Linked DNA regions of Homo sapiens: region 2 is linked to region 1. Evidence: chromatin contacts called from ENCODE Hi-C or POLR2A ChIA-PET data. All regions are on one chromosome and are shown on one strand. Each heading gives the region's core, a stretch centred on a gene start or an enhancer-like site at or near the end of the contact. The rest is flanking DNA. Distances are from core to core; before and after follow the strand shown. Region 1 overlaps LIN7A (lin-7 cell polarity scaffold A). Region 2 overlaps LIN7A (lin-7 cell polarity scaffold A).

The links. A loop is a pair of places that touch in the nucleus more often than their neighbours do. ChIA-PET counts read pairs that join two places held with the same protein, here RNA polymerase II (POLR2A). Pooled maps may share reads with other maps.
Region 2: a loop to region 1 is called in a map of Right ventricle myocardium inferior, with 2.2 times the contacts of the local background. The contact joins two enhancer-like sites. A Hi-C loop is called at or near these places in 3 of 168 maps with a recorded cell type or tissue (Right ventricle myocardium inferior, breast epithelium and upper lobe of right lung) and 3 of 50 pooled maps. POLR2A ChIA-PET finds 5 or more read pairs at or near these places in 1 of 52 experiments (OCI-LY7).

Annotation. Positions count from the first base shown.
Region 1 is chr12:80,873,557-80,879,983 of GRCh38, reverse strand. The region is part of intron 2 of LIN7A (lin-7 cell polarity scaffold A); the gene reads left to right. Among named protein-coding and RNA genes, the nearest start is that of MIR617, 44 kb to the right of the region's middle. Within about 2 kb of position 1,442, at least 2 of the 41 ENCODE cell types and tissues checked have a DNase peak (open chromatin) inside an H3K27ac peak, as active enhancers do.
Region 2 is chr12:80,835,414-80,841,698 of GRCh38, reverse strand. The region is part of intron 4 of LIN7A (lin-7 cell polarity scaffold A); the gene reads left to right. Among named protein-coding and RNA genes, the nearest start is that of MIR617, 5.9 kb to the right of the region's middle. Within about 2 kb of position 3,463, at least 2 of the 41 ENCODE cell types and tissues checked have a DNase peak (open chromatin) inside an H3K27ac peak, as active enhancers do.

The sequences.
Region 1 (6,427 bases), core at 193-2,692:
TTCCCTTGCTGACTAAGGCTGCATTGTTGACACTAAGCTTTCCAAAAATAATTTCATTTGACTTGAGGACAAAGGGTTTCATAGAACCTGAATTCACCCTGAAGTAGCTTGGAGAAAGCTCAGGTGTCTTGATAAACGTCTGCTCTGCTCCGACTGATAGGGAATTTAATTCTGTTTGATACTGAAAGCTGTGTGAGCTGCAACTTTGAGCACATAGTGCTATTAAAACAGATGAAAAATTGTTTGGATACTAAAAATAACACCGATATTTTCCTATAAAGGAAGGCTCAGTCTAAATTTTAACTTCTTCCTTTTTTTTTTTTTTTTTTTTTTTTTTTGGGCTGCTCCATAGACACAGCAGGGCTATCCCATAGGCAAAGTGTTCCAGAGTAGCCTAAATTTTAACTTCTTACTAAGCCAAATAAAACAGCCTTCTCATTGAAAACTATTTTAAGCAGAATATATGTTTTCTTTTTTTATATGATTTGGTTAGTAATTTGCATTTATGTTTTATTTAGAAAGAGGTCATCAATTTTCACAAGAAAAATGAGTCACATAATTATTTGTAAAATGTGAAATAACTCAATGACAAATGCAAACAAATAAATAAATGATATGAACATTTACACACATGAGTGGATTTTTCTTGGGATAACTTCACAAACTTCATTAGATTTTCTAGTGTCCATGATATCTCCTCTCTATCCCACCCCCTCCTACCCCCAAATAAAGACTAATTAATAAGGTCTATAATATCAGTTGAGAAACACTGCTCCACTAGGTAGTCAGTCTCCTGTGATCCTTCCGGTTCTGTGAATCTATAGTTACATAGCAAGCAATCTATGTTTTTCTTCACATAGATTGCATCTACATGAAAGGCTGAGCATGTATGGATACTTGGAATATGTAACTGTGTGAGACTGTGTGAATGGGGTAAGAAAGACAAGTACTATGAAGATTTTTAAATTGATAAAAATAATACTACAGAATAAATGTACTTGTGAGAGGTGAAGCCAGCTGGACTTTTGGATCGTGTGGGGACTTGGAGAACTTTTCTGTCTTACAAGAGGATTGTAAAATGCACCAATCAGTGCTCTGTAGCTAGGATTGTAAAACACACCAATCAGTGCTGGGTGACTAGCTAGAGGTTTGTAAAATGCACCATTCAGCACTCTGTAAAAACTCACCAATCAGCTCTCTGTGGCTAGAGGTTTGTAAAATGGACCAATCCGTGCTCTGTAAAATGGACCAATCAGCACACTGTAAAATGGACCAATCAGCACTCTGTAAAATGGACCAATCAGCAGGACATGGGCGGGGACAAATAAGGGAATAAAAGCTGGCCACGTCCGCCAACAGCAGCAACCCGCTCAGATCTCTTTCCGTACTGTGGAAGTATTGTTCTTTCTCTCTTCAGAATAAATCTTGCTGCTGCTCACTCTTTGGGTCTGTGCCACCTTTAAGAGCTGTCACACTCACCGCAAAGGTCCATGGCTTCATTCTTGAAGTCAGCGAGACCACAAACCCACCAGCAGGAACAAACTCCAGACACACTTGTTTTATTCAATTTTCTGAGAATATAATTTATCATTTTATCAGAGGAATTACAAAAAGAGAATGACTACATCACCCATGGGGAACAGAATTTTAAAGTATAGTTATAGTTCTATTTCTGCAGCTTTCTCTGAGTAAAGACACATTTTTAATGATGTGTAGAGAGTGTTTGTAACATCAACTTGTCACTTTCTGGCAGCAAGTACAGGAACCATCTTAAACTATAATTGCACTAATGGGTCAGTGATCTTAAGGATATCTAAACAGACCCTTAAAAATCATCTATAATGACTCTGAAGGCTGTTAGTGTCATTATTGGGTAAATGCTCAGCCCAAGCCTTTCTATTTGCTATTACAAATGATAAAATAAACAGTGCGTATTTCCAGAAGCTTATAATTACATGTACTTACACAGTAGTTCAAAATAATAGAGTCCTTGGAGAAGTTGTATTTTGTATCAGTCAGATAGAGTGAACATTCTGTCTTCTGTTGAGATCACAGGACTGGAAATCAGAACTTCTATTTTTGGCACCACGGATGACAACTGTTTTTTTTTTTTTTCTTCCCAGTGCACAAGTCATTTAACCTTTTCTTGCTTGAATGTTGCCAACAAAAATGGAGAGAAAGAAGTTCATTTGTACAAGTCATCTAAAATGAATGTTAAGTTACAAATAGACATTTTTAAGCCAGTTTGCTGTTATTCCCTGGGGGTAATTTGCATGTAAAAAGAAATGAATTTAGTATCATTCATAATTCAAATATATGTAAGGCGATTACTAGCTTACTCTCTTCCTTTCTTCTTCCCTCTCTTCCTTCCTTTCTTCCTTTTTTTGTCTCATAGGGAAATATAGATTTAGGGCTGAAAACTGATCCCAGCTTTTTTCATTATTTCCTTGCTTTATTTGTATATAGTCTGATTGCAGTATTTTTTCCTAAAATATATTTATTTTAATTTTATTTGTTTAAAATGTTATAAAGAGATAACCATACTGTTGAAATATTTGGGGAATGTTCTCTTTCACTTACTATAATGCTGCTAAGATTCCATAATTTTTGCATTGTTGTGGTTCATTCGCTTTAGCTGCTGTGTAATATTCCTTTGTGTGAAGATATCACAGTTTATAAAATCACTGTCTCTTATAGATGGACATTTGAGTTATTTCCAGGTTATCACTATCTTGGTTGGTACTACTATTAACATACATGTGTCTCTGGTTAGATGACCAAGGCTTCTCTGGGGTATTTGTGTACATGTGGAATTTCTGGGTCATGAAGTATAAGAATATTTAACTTTTTTTTTTTTTTTTTGAGACAGAGTCTCTCTCTGTTGGCTAGGCTGGAGTGCAGTGGCATGATCTCGACTCACTGCAACCTCTGCCTCCTGGGCTCAAGTAATTCTCCTACCTTAGCCTCCCCAGTAGCTGGAATTACAGGCATGTGCCACCATGCCCAGCTAGTTTTTGTATTTTTAGTAGAGACGGGGTTTCATCATGTTGGCCAGGGTAGTCTCGAACTCCTGACCTCAGGTAATCCGCCCGCCTCGGCCTCCCAAAGTGCTGGGATTACAGGCATGAGCCACCGCGCCCGGCCAAGAATATTCAACTTTAAGAGACTATGTCAAACAGTTTTCAAACTTGATTAGTCCAATTTATACACTGTCAAACAATGTATAATTGTGGATCCATATTACCTCCAACACTTGTATATGAGACATTTAAATTTTCACCAATGGAATGTACAATGCAATGGGGTCTTATTGCAGTTATCATTGGTGTTTACTTGATCAGTCGATTGTTGAATATATCCTTTTGGCCATATGTGTTTCTTTTTCTGTGAAACATCCTTTCATGTGTTTTTCTACTAACTTGGGCTTTTACATATTCTTATGTAGTCTTATTAGTAGTTTTTTTGGGGTGGTTTATATAGTGAATATATTATCTTCCTTTGTAACTTGTCTTCAAGGTATCTTTCATGAATAAAATTCTCAATTTTAAATGCTCACATTGCTCTTGTTTAAAATATGCTTTTTGGGTATCTCACTTCAGAAATCTTTCCCTACCCCAGTGTCTGAAAGATATTTACCTTTATTGCGTACTGAAGTTTTCCTAGTCTGTCTCCTTACTATCCATCATAGTCTCCACATAGGAATCTGTTTCTAGGTTCTCATCCCTTCATTACTATTTAACTCATCTGTGAGAGCCAAGGGAATGAGTTTGGGGAACAGGGGTGGCACATAGTTTTGATCCTAGCTACTTGTGTTCCCAGCTTTTGTCTCAGTGGGAGATTTCAATTTGTTTCTGTCACTCTCTCTCTCTGTCTCTCTGTCTGTCTCTCTCTTTCTCTCTCTCTGTGTGTGTGTGTGTGTGTGTGTGTGTGTATAAAAATAATAAAACCAAGGAACTCACGGATAAATGTATAATGATGAGTATGTGCCATAAACTAAAGGTCATGTTGATTCCAATTCTGTTCTTTGCACATGAGATCCAAAGGGGGCAAAAATGTAATAGAATACAGCCTACTGCTCTCAAAACAGAACAGTTTCAAATCTATAATTTGTGGATCTCTATCTATCTTATTAAAGTTAATTAAAGATTTAAGTAATAGTCATCTACCTTATTAGACTGAAAGTAGAAAATGTCTATTATAATCATAACAGAAAATTAGTACCTAGCATGATATCAGCCAAATAATAAGCATTTAATAAATATTTGTTGGGTCCATGGAAGAATTCCTTAAGATGACTCATTTTTATTAGTAGGCAAACATATCTTTGATTTTCATAAATCTTGTATTATCAAATGGGACTCTGAGCTCATAGAAATCGCAGACAAAACATGCTAACATTTCTAGTTCAGAATAACATCTTACATTAAAATGGCTTCCACCCTTGAAAAGTGATCTGTAATTAGAGCCAAATTTTCAGGGTTCTTTATGTATTTGCATAAATATGTACGTTCTTATGAATGTGCAGATATGTAACACATGAGTTTCGTGTAGTAAGTGTATAAAAGTTGGTAATGTATACAGGGTTAAAAGGAACCATAGAAAGCACCTAGTGCTATGCTTTCTTTGCCTTTGGGAAATCATAAACTTCTTTGTGAATCAGGTAAAATTATGGGCTTTTTTTTCCAGAAAAAATGTACATGTGCAAATATTTTTATTAAAAATTCAGGGGGTTGGTAAATCTGAGACTGATCCATTTGGTACCTTCACCTACTGTAAACGTAATTTTATGGATGAGAAAATAAGATACAGAAAGTTTAAGTGGTCTTTCAACCTAGTTAGTGCCTGAGTTAGCACCAGAACCAAAGTATCCCAGGTCCCAGTCTAGTTCTAGTTTTACTTGTTATGGGTAATAGCTAAAACAGAACATTCTGGAATGTGGGAATAATGAAACAGTATTTTGTTTTTGTTTCGTTTGTTTGTTTTGAGACAGAATCTCGCTCTGTCACCCAGGATGGAGTGCAGTGGCGCCATCTCGGCTCACTGCAAGCTCTGCCTCCTGGGTTCATGCCATTCTCCTGCCTCAGCCTCCCGAGTACCTCAGCTCCCTCAGCCTCTGGGACTACAGGCGCCCGCCACAATGCCCGGCTAATTTTTTCTATTTTTTAGTAGAGACGGGGCTTCACCGTGTTAGCCAGGATGATCTCGATCTCCTGACCTCATGATCCGCCTGCCTCAGTCTCCCAAAGTGCTGGGATTACAGGCGTGAGCCACCGCGGCCAGCCGAAACATTATTTTAATGCTTGTCAGTAATGAGTTAAAATAGGAAAATTGCACCATGATTCCCATCTCCACAATACCTATTCATATATGTTCCATTTGTACCAACAACAATGATTTTTAAAATATATGCCTTTTTGTCCTTTCTTTGCCTCAGTTAACACAACACAATGTATTGTCTTATGGTATTCTATTTTCTCATATATTTGTTATTCAAGTTTTCAAGAAACAATGTAAAAAATTTAGTTACTAATCATTGTATAATTGGCATTATTTCATCAAAACAGTTATGACATTTTCAGAAAATTTCAGCCCTTTCTGGAATAATTTAGTATTTTTAAGTCCAAACTTTAGCAAATGTATTTCTGGATCTACCACAAATATGCATGTCTATTTAAATGTGCCCATAGTTCTTTTCTTAGTAAGTTAGCACTAAAGACAGAAAAACCATTTTCAACCAATAGCCACAGAGTTAGGAAGAAAGCCTATTTTCTTAAATAGAGAGAAAAGAAATCTGTGACATGTAATCTTGTTATCCCAAACTACCTTGTTTTTCCCATGGTTGACATGGGACCTGTTCACCATATAATAAGTGACTCCTAGGCTTTATTAAGCCCGATACTTGGAAACTTTTGAACTACATTTTCTATTTCCCAGATCAACAGTAGGACATCTCAGACGTATCCTACTGCCTAAAGTCCAGCCCAAGAGTACTTTGCTGCCTATTCCCTATTTGCTAGCACCTAGAAATGCAGCTACAGAACCCAGCCCTACCAGTTGTAGGGCAAAATAGCAGTAATTTAAGAGGCATCTTTCCCAGTGTTTCAGGGACTGTGAAAAAAAAAAAAAAGCAAACATAAAAATCAGATAAACAAGTAACCAACCAAACAATAAAAAAAATATAAGATACCATTTACCTTAGAATAGTCCAGGTGAGGGATTAGAGACCCCCCAGTAACATACGTCTTCCTCTTTTCAATCTTGCTACTGGAAACATGGGCCAGTGACCAGTGGCATTAATGACAGATAAATCATTGAGGTCTAGATAGCCAACAAAAGCATAACCTTGTTGACAATGCACAGGTGTACATTTTTCATGTTAAATGCAAAGATATCCCTCTCATTTAAAATCAGAATGTTTTATTTTTAC
Region 2 (6,285 bases), core at 2,214-4,713, 40 kb after region 1:
AGAATGGTACAATAGGCCTATTTTAATAAGAATCTTCATGAAGTCCTGCTCCTGTGCCCAAAAAAACTAGCTACATATATGCAGAATCAGGGAGGAACAACTAAATATCAAAGCCTGGGGAAAAAAATTTTAGGGAATTTTAATGTTGATTTCAAGAGGAATATAAAGCAAGTTGAGGGAGGGGGACAAAACATAATGTGATTGTAGGGGCTCTGATATAAATATCTTGTATAGAACACAGAAAGAGATTGGTCCAGCTCTTGAGGGTGCTGTTCGTACTTTCTTTCCCTCCTTCCTTCCTTCCTTCCTTCCTTCCTTCCTTCCTTCCTTCCTTCCTTCCTTCCTTCCTTCCTTCCCTCCCTCTTTCTTTTCATTTCTTTTCTTTTCTTTTCTTTTTTCTTTCTTTCTTTCTCATGGTCTCACTCTGTCGCCCAGGCTGGAGTGCAGTGGTATGATCTCAGCTCACTGCAACCTCTGCCTCCTGGGCTTAAGCTCACACCCTATTGTGCTCATTCCATCCTTGCAAAGAAAAATAAGCTCACCCAGAGAAGAGCAACCTTGTATATGAGGAACATGTTAAAGAATGACTTGAATTGTTTATAGTGGAGAAGAGAATATTTAGGGGAATGATGACTGTCTTCAGCTATCATCCATTGTATGGGGCACCAGATGGCAGAACCAAGACCAGTGTGTAAAAGTCATGGGGTAGTCATCTTATTATAATAAAGAGCTTTTAAACACTTAAAGCTCTCTAAATGGAGAAAGACTAAATCATAAGGCAGAATTTGCTCATCATTTGAAGTTTTAATCAGAGATTAGGAGACCACCTGATCAGAGTATTTCAAAATATGAGTACCATGTACAGAGTTGGAATGGTTGGCCCCAAAGTCCCTTCTAAGTCTGTGACTATGTGATTCTATGTCTTCCAATGGGATTCTGCTGAGAGTACCATATAACCCTCCCCTGACCAACACACACATGCTGCCTTACACTCTGAGGCAGATGAGTAGGCTCTACCTATGCTCTGTGTACCCTATTCATAAGACATTTTTTTCTGAATGGAAAGATGAGAAATCTAACACAATATGTTTTATTTATTTAGTACTTTATAGTTTTTTTTAACAGTATTTACATTATGTTCTCTCATTTGTTCCTCAGAAACACAGTCTCATGAAAGAGTAGGGCCAGGAGTGTTTCCTCCCTCTCTCTCTCTGTCCCTCTGTCACACACACAACCCAATGGATACACACAAAAGCACACATGAACTCACATCCAAAGACACACGTGCACACGTGCACGCAGGTGAGAAAGTGGATTTCAACCTTTACTGCAATCATAACTGATGCTTACCAAATGTAATAACTGGTTATGTTAAAAACAAATCCCACTGAAATCTGAGTAAGCTCTCTGAATTGTACCAATTCCAATTCGCTGGTTTAATATGATTTTGTAAGATGTTAATATTGGGGAAAGCTGGGTAAAGGATGCATGTGATGTCCCTGTACATTACTTTTCAACTTCTCTTAAATCTATAATTATTTATTTATTTTTATAAAGCAAGAAAGTCCAAAAGGTGATATTTTACTGGTACTGATGGGAGAGAGGCAGGTGAGGAACAGGAAAGAAAAGGATAGAAAGATAAAATATAAGCATGAGGACTTAAAAAAAATATGGCATACTGAAAAGAAGCCCTCATTTGCTTCTGAAATGCAAACATTGTCTTAGAGCACCATTGGTGGGAAATTGCAGCTGAATTTACCTAGCTTTACAGTTAAAACTAAATAAAATTGTCTATACAGTGTATACAGATTGCTAATTGATTTTTAAGCATAACAGATGAGTGAATAAAAGTTTAGGGATGGGACAGAATAAATTGTTTTCCTGCCATCGGCTTTTTTTACATTTTATAAATACCTATATCAAGTTGAAAGTAAGTACTCACAGCCCAAATTACTTATGCAGAATGGCTGTCAGGTGTGGGATGAAGATGAAATAAAAATTAGAACTGTAGATTCGAGCTCTGTGAAGCTACAGCATCCCAGAGGGGAAATCTGTATTAAGATCTTATTTATCTGTGTCGGAACAAAGAGAAAACATAAAAAGTTTTTTTAATTGCTATGAACTACACTGCAAGATTTAAGTTTCACAATAAAATGCATGTTCCAATGATGGCAGTAATTTGTATTCATTGCCTTATCCCAATTCTTAGAACAGTCCCTGTATATAGTCAAAGCTCTCTATATATTTGTTGAATGCCAGACACTGCTGTAAGCACTCTACATAATGAATTCATTATTTACCCGTAATGATCCTCAGTGGTAGGTGTTATTATTATCAGTCCCATTTTACAAATGAAGAAACTGAGGAAGAGAGAGATCAAGCAACTTGCCCAATCTCCTATAGCTACTAAATGGCAGAACTAGAGATTCTAACTCAGGCAGTCTAGCCTTATTAATCATAATTTAAGGTAAATAAATATCTTAGCCATTAATAAATTAGTACTTTCATGTACAATGTAGAAAAGATCAAGTTTTCTTAGCCTTTATGGGTTTGCATAAGTAAATTTTTGGTGGAGAGAGATCAGTTGTTTTTCTTAACTACTCATAAGAGACTTTGACCTTTAAAAAGTTAAAAACCACTTCTAAAGATAGTAAGGTTTTGAAAAGGAATTTACTCTGATTCAAATGGCTCAGTACTCTAATTCACCACTGCAGATGTGTGAAGAGTTTGGTTTGAATGTGTTTGAATTGTTCCATATCTGCATCATTCCAGTTTGCACCAGGCACTTTGCATTCCCGGCTAACTGAACAGCCCTGGTCCACAAGCACTCTCTAAAGCCACTTGGCCCTTAGAGGGGAGCAGATGCTTGCATGAAGAGGGGAAAGACAGAAGCTCAGTCTTCAGTTCCCCTATAGGCCTGGCACACAGATCCCCAGCTTAATTCCAGCTAAGAGACCTCAAGTAAAGCTATTCTCACAATCTCTCTATTCCTAGAAGTCGTTAGCAGATGCTTTACCTTTCTCAGAAGCTGAGTGGGGGACTGTTTAGGTTATAATTAAATAGGAGTGCAAGCTGAAATTTCAGTTCTAAGTGCTGAAAATTTTTATTCTCGGCATGACATCATGTGACACTTCACTCACATTTGTGAAGAAGCCAAGAGAAGTACATTTATGTTGTTTTATCCCAGTCACTTTCAGAAGAGCACAAACAATGCAGCATGATCTGGTATATTTTGCAACACTGAGAAGGCAGTATTCTACCCCCCTTCATTCTGAGTTGGCTCACAATAAGAGATCTTTTAATTTAAAAAGCAGAACAGGGAAATATCGTGCTATCTCAATAGCACAGGTAACTATAGTTCACAGGTTAGAACAACTACATTCCCACCTGGTGATTTCAGCCTGCAAGAATGGGCACCAGGTCTCTCATTCCTTCATAGATCAACTTGAGCTTTGAGCATACAAGAGATTGTGCTGATAGTGTGTCAGTGCCAGAACACACTCACAGTCAGTCGGTGCTAAACGGCAAGTCTCTAAATGAGGGAAGCATTCCCACACATGGGATCAGACTGACCTAAATCTCTATTTAGATTGCTGGTAATGGGTATTTGACTATTCAGTTTAGTTACTGGTGCAGTCTTTCTCATAGTTATTTTTACCATTTATTGTTTGTGTTTTCCTTCTATTTGTGCTGTTATTTTAGCAATGCTTTTCTTTCATTCAACAATTATTTGTAGAGAAATTATTATGTGCCAGCTACTGAGCTAAGTCCTGGATATGGAGTGGTAAACAAAAAAAAAGGGTTATAATCTGGTAGAAAGTAAGAACATGATGATGATGATGATGATGATGATGATGAGGATGATGATGATGATAAATACATACATATAAATGTAACATATCCATCAGTTATCCCAGCCTAAGGGAAATGCTCCCAGTGATTTTGTTCAGGTTCACACTGGTCACAGTAACAGGATTTTTTAACTCCGTTATGTGTATATTAGTTTCCTATGGCTGCTATAACAAATTACCACACACGGTGGTTTTTAAACAACAGAAATGTATTATCTCACAGCCCTGGAAGCCAAAAATCCCAAATCAGTTTCACTAGCTCCAAACCAAGGCATCAACAGGGCTGTGCTCCCTCTAGAGGTGCTATTGGGGAATCTGTTCCTTGCTCCCTTCAGCTTCTGGTGACTGCAGCATTCTTTGATTTGTGGCCACCTCATTCCAATCTCTATCTCCATGGTAACGTTATTACCTTCTTCTCTGCGCCAAATCTCCCACCTCCCTCTATAAGGATACTTGTGAGTTCTTAGGGCCCACTGAGATAATGCAGGGTAATCGCCTCATTTCAAGATCCTTAACCTAATTGTATCTGAAAAGACCTTTTTTTCTATAAAAGGTAATATTTACAGGTTCTGGGGAATAGGACCTGATATTAATATCTTTGAGAAATTATCCAGTCCTCTACAATGTGTAAATATCATAAATCTAGAGTGCTTACAAGTGTATAGGGCTATGGAATGGAACCAGTTGTCCACAGAGCATGGGCACGTTGGTTTTCTAGTCTCAAAACAGCACACACTGAATATTTTCCACTCTACTCCTAGTTCTGACAATGCAAGTTCTTTCTTCCCTTTTCACTTTCAGACTTTTCTCCTTCTGCTTCTGCCTATCCAATCAATAAAGCCATTCAGACTCCTCTTCCTTCTTTCCCCGCCCCCCATCTTGCCTGGTCTTTGATGAGAAAAAAAAAAAAAATGTACGTGAAAACATGCAGCCAAAACATTCTGCTGCACAGCAAAGACCTTCAGATATTTTTCAGTCCTTTTTTACTCCTAAGGTGTGGGCTGAAGGAAGCAGAATGGGAGGGAAAATTCACAAAGAACACGAATTAATACTTCAGAATATAACATGGCCTCATAATTAAACACTGTGATAAGTGTTACAGAGGGGAAAGAAGAAAACAAGGAGCCATGTAATGGAACAAGAGAAGCTACTTTTAAAATATATATATATACATATTTATTTATTTATTTTTTGAGACAGGGTCTCATTCTGTGGCCCAGGCTGGAGTGCAGTGGCGTGATCTTGGCTCACTGCAAACTCTGCCTCCCAGACTAAGCAATCCTCCCACCTCAGCCTCCTGAGTGGCTGGGACCACAGGCACATGCCACCATGCCGGCTAGTTTTTGTATTTTTGATAGAAACAGGCTTTCACTATGTTGCCCAAACTGGTCTCAAACTCCTGAGCTCGAGCAATCCACCAGCCTTGGCCTTCCAAAGTGCTGGGATTACAGATGTTGAGCCACCATGCCAGGAGCTAGTTTTAATAGTGTTAGAAATGGCCTCTTTGAAGGGTGACATTTAAACTGAGATTAAGGAGAAGAGTCTGTTATCATAAGAAAGAGCTTGTGTGAAGGTCTTGAGATAAGGAAGTCCATGATTTGCCATGTAGGAGCAGCTGAAAGAACAAAGTGACTAAAGTATACATAGTGGGATAAGATGAGGCTGAAGAACTGATTGGGAGCCAACCAATGGAGTTTTAAGGTTGATACCCAAAAGTTTTCATTTTACTCTAAGTGCATTAGGAATCTGAAATCAATTCTGAAATCTGATGATATGCCAAGAGTCTCTAATACATCCTGAGGCTGTTCATTATGAAATGAAATGTATTCTACTTTTTTTTTCTGTTAGCTTATTATTATTTTTTGTATTGAAATTTTCTTTCTATATCCTTAAATCACTTGACTAGGATATTGCATATGATAACAACTTAAGAGCAATTTTCCCTTTTTTTCTGTCATCATATTTAATGAAAATTACAAACTTTTACTTTATTGTGAATTGATATTTTCAACATTTCAAAAGGGACTCATTCAAATTCAAGTTCTTATGGTTTCTCAGGAGTTAAGGTTATTCTAACCATAATACGTTTATTTACTCTTTGAGACTCTATTTTGTCATACGTAAAGCAAAAATAGCAATATCTTTCTCACAGGTTTAATCCAAAGATTAAATAAGAGAAAGTATGTAAGAGTGTCTGGCATTACGCTGGATACCTTTTAAATACCCAGTAACTATAAATTTTTTCTTTTAAATCAGATAATAGTCTTTTCTTTCTTATAATTTTATCTCCCTATAGAGTTAGACTCTCCGCCCAGTTTAAGTCATCTCCTCTGCTTTTTGTTTATCTTCAAGAGACAATAAAAGTCCCCCATTAAATACTCTAATTTCAGAGGAAATTGGATCCTTGTCATTGGTGGGTTGATTATGGGCAAGT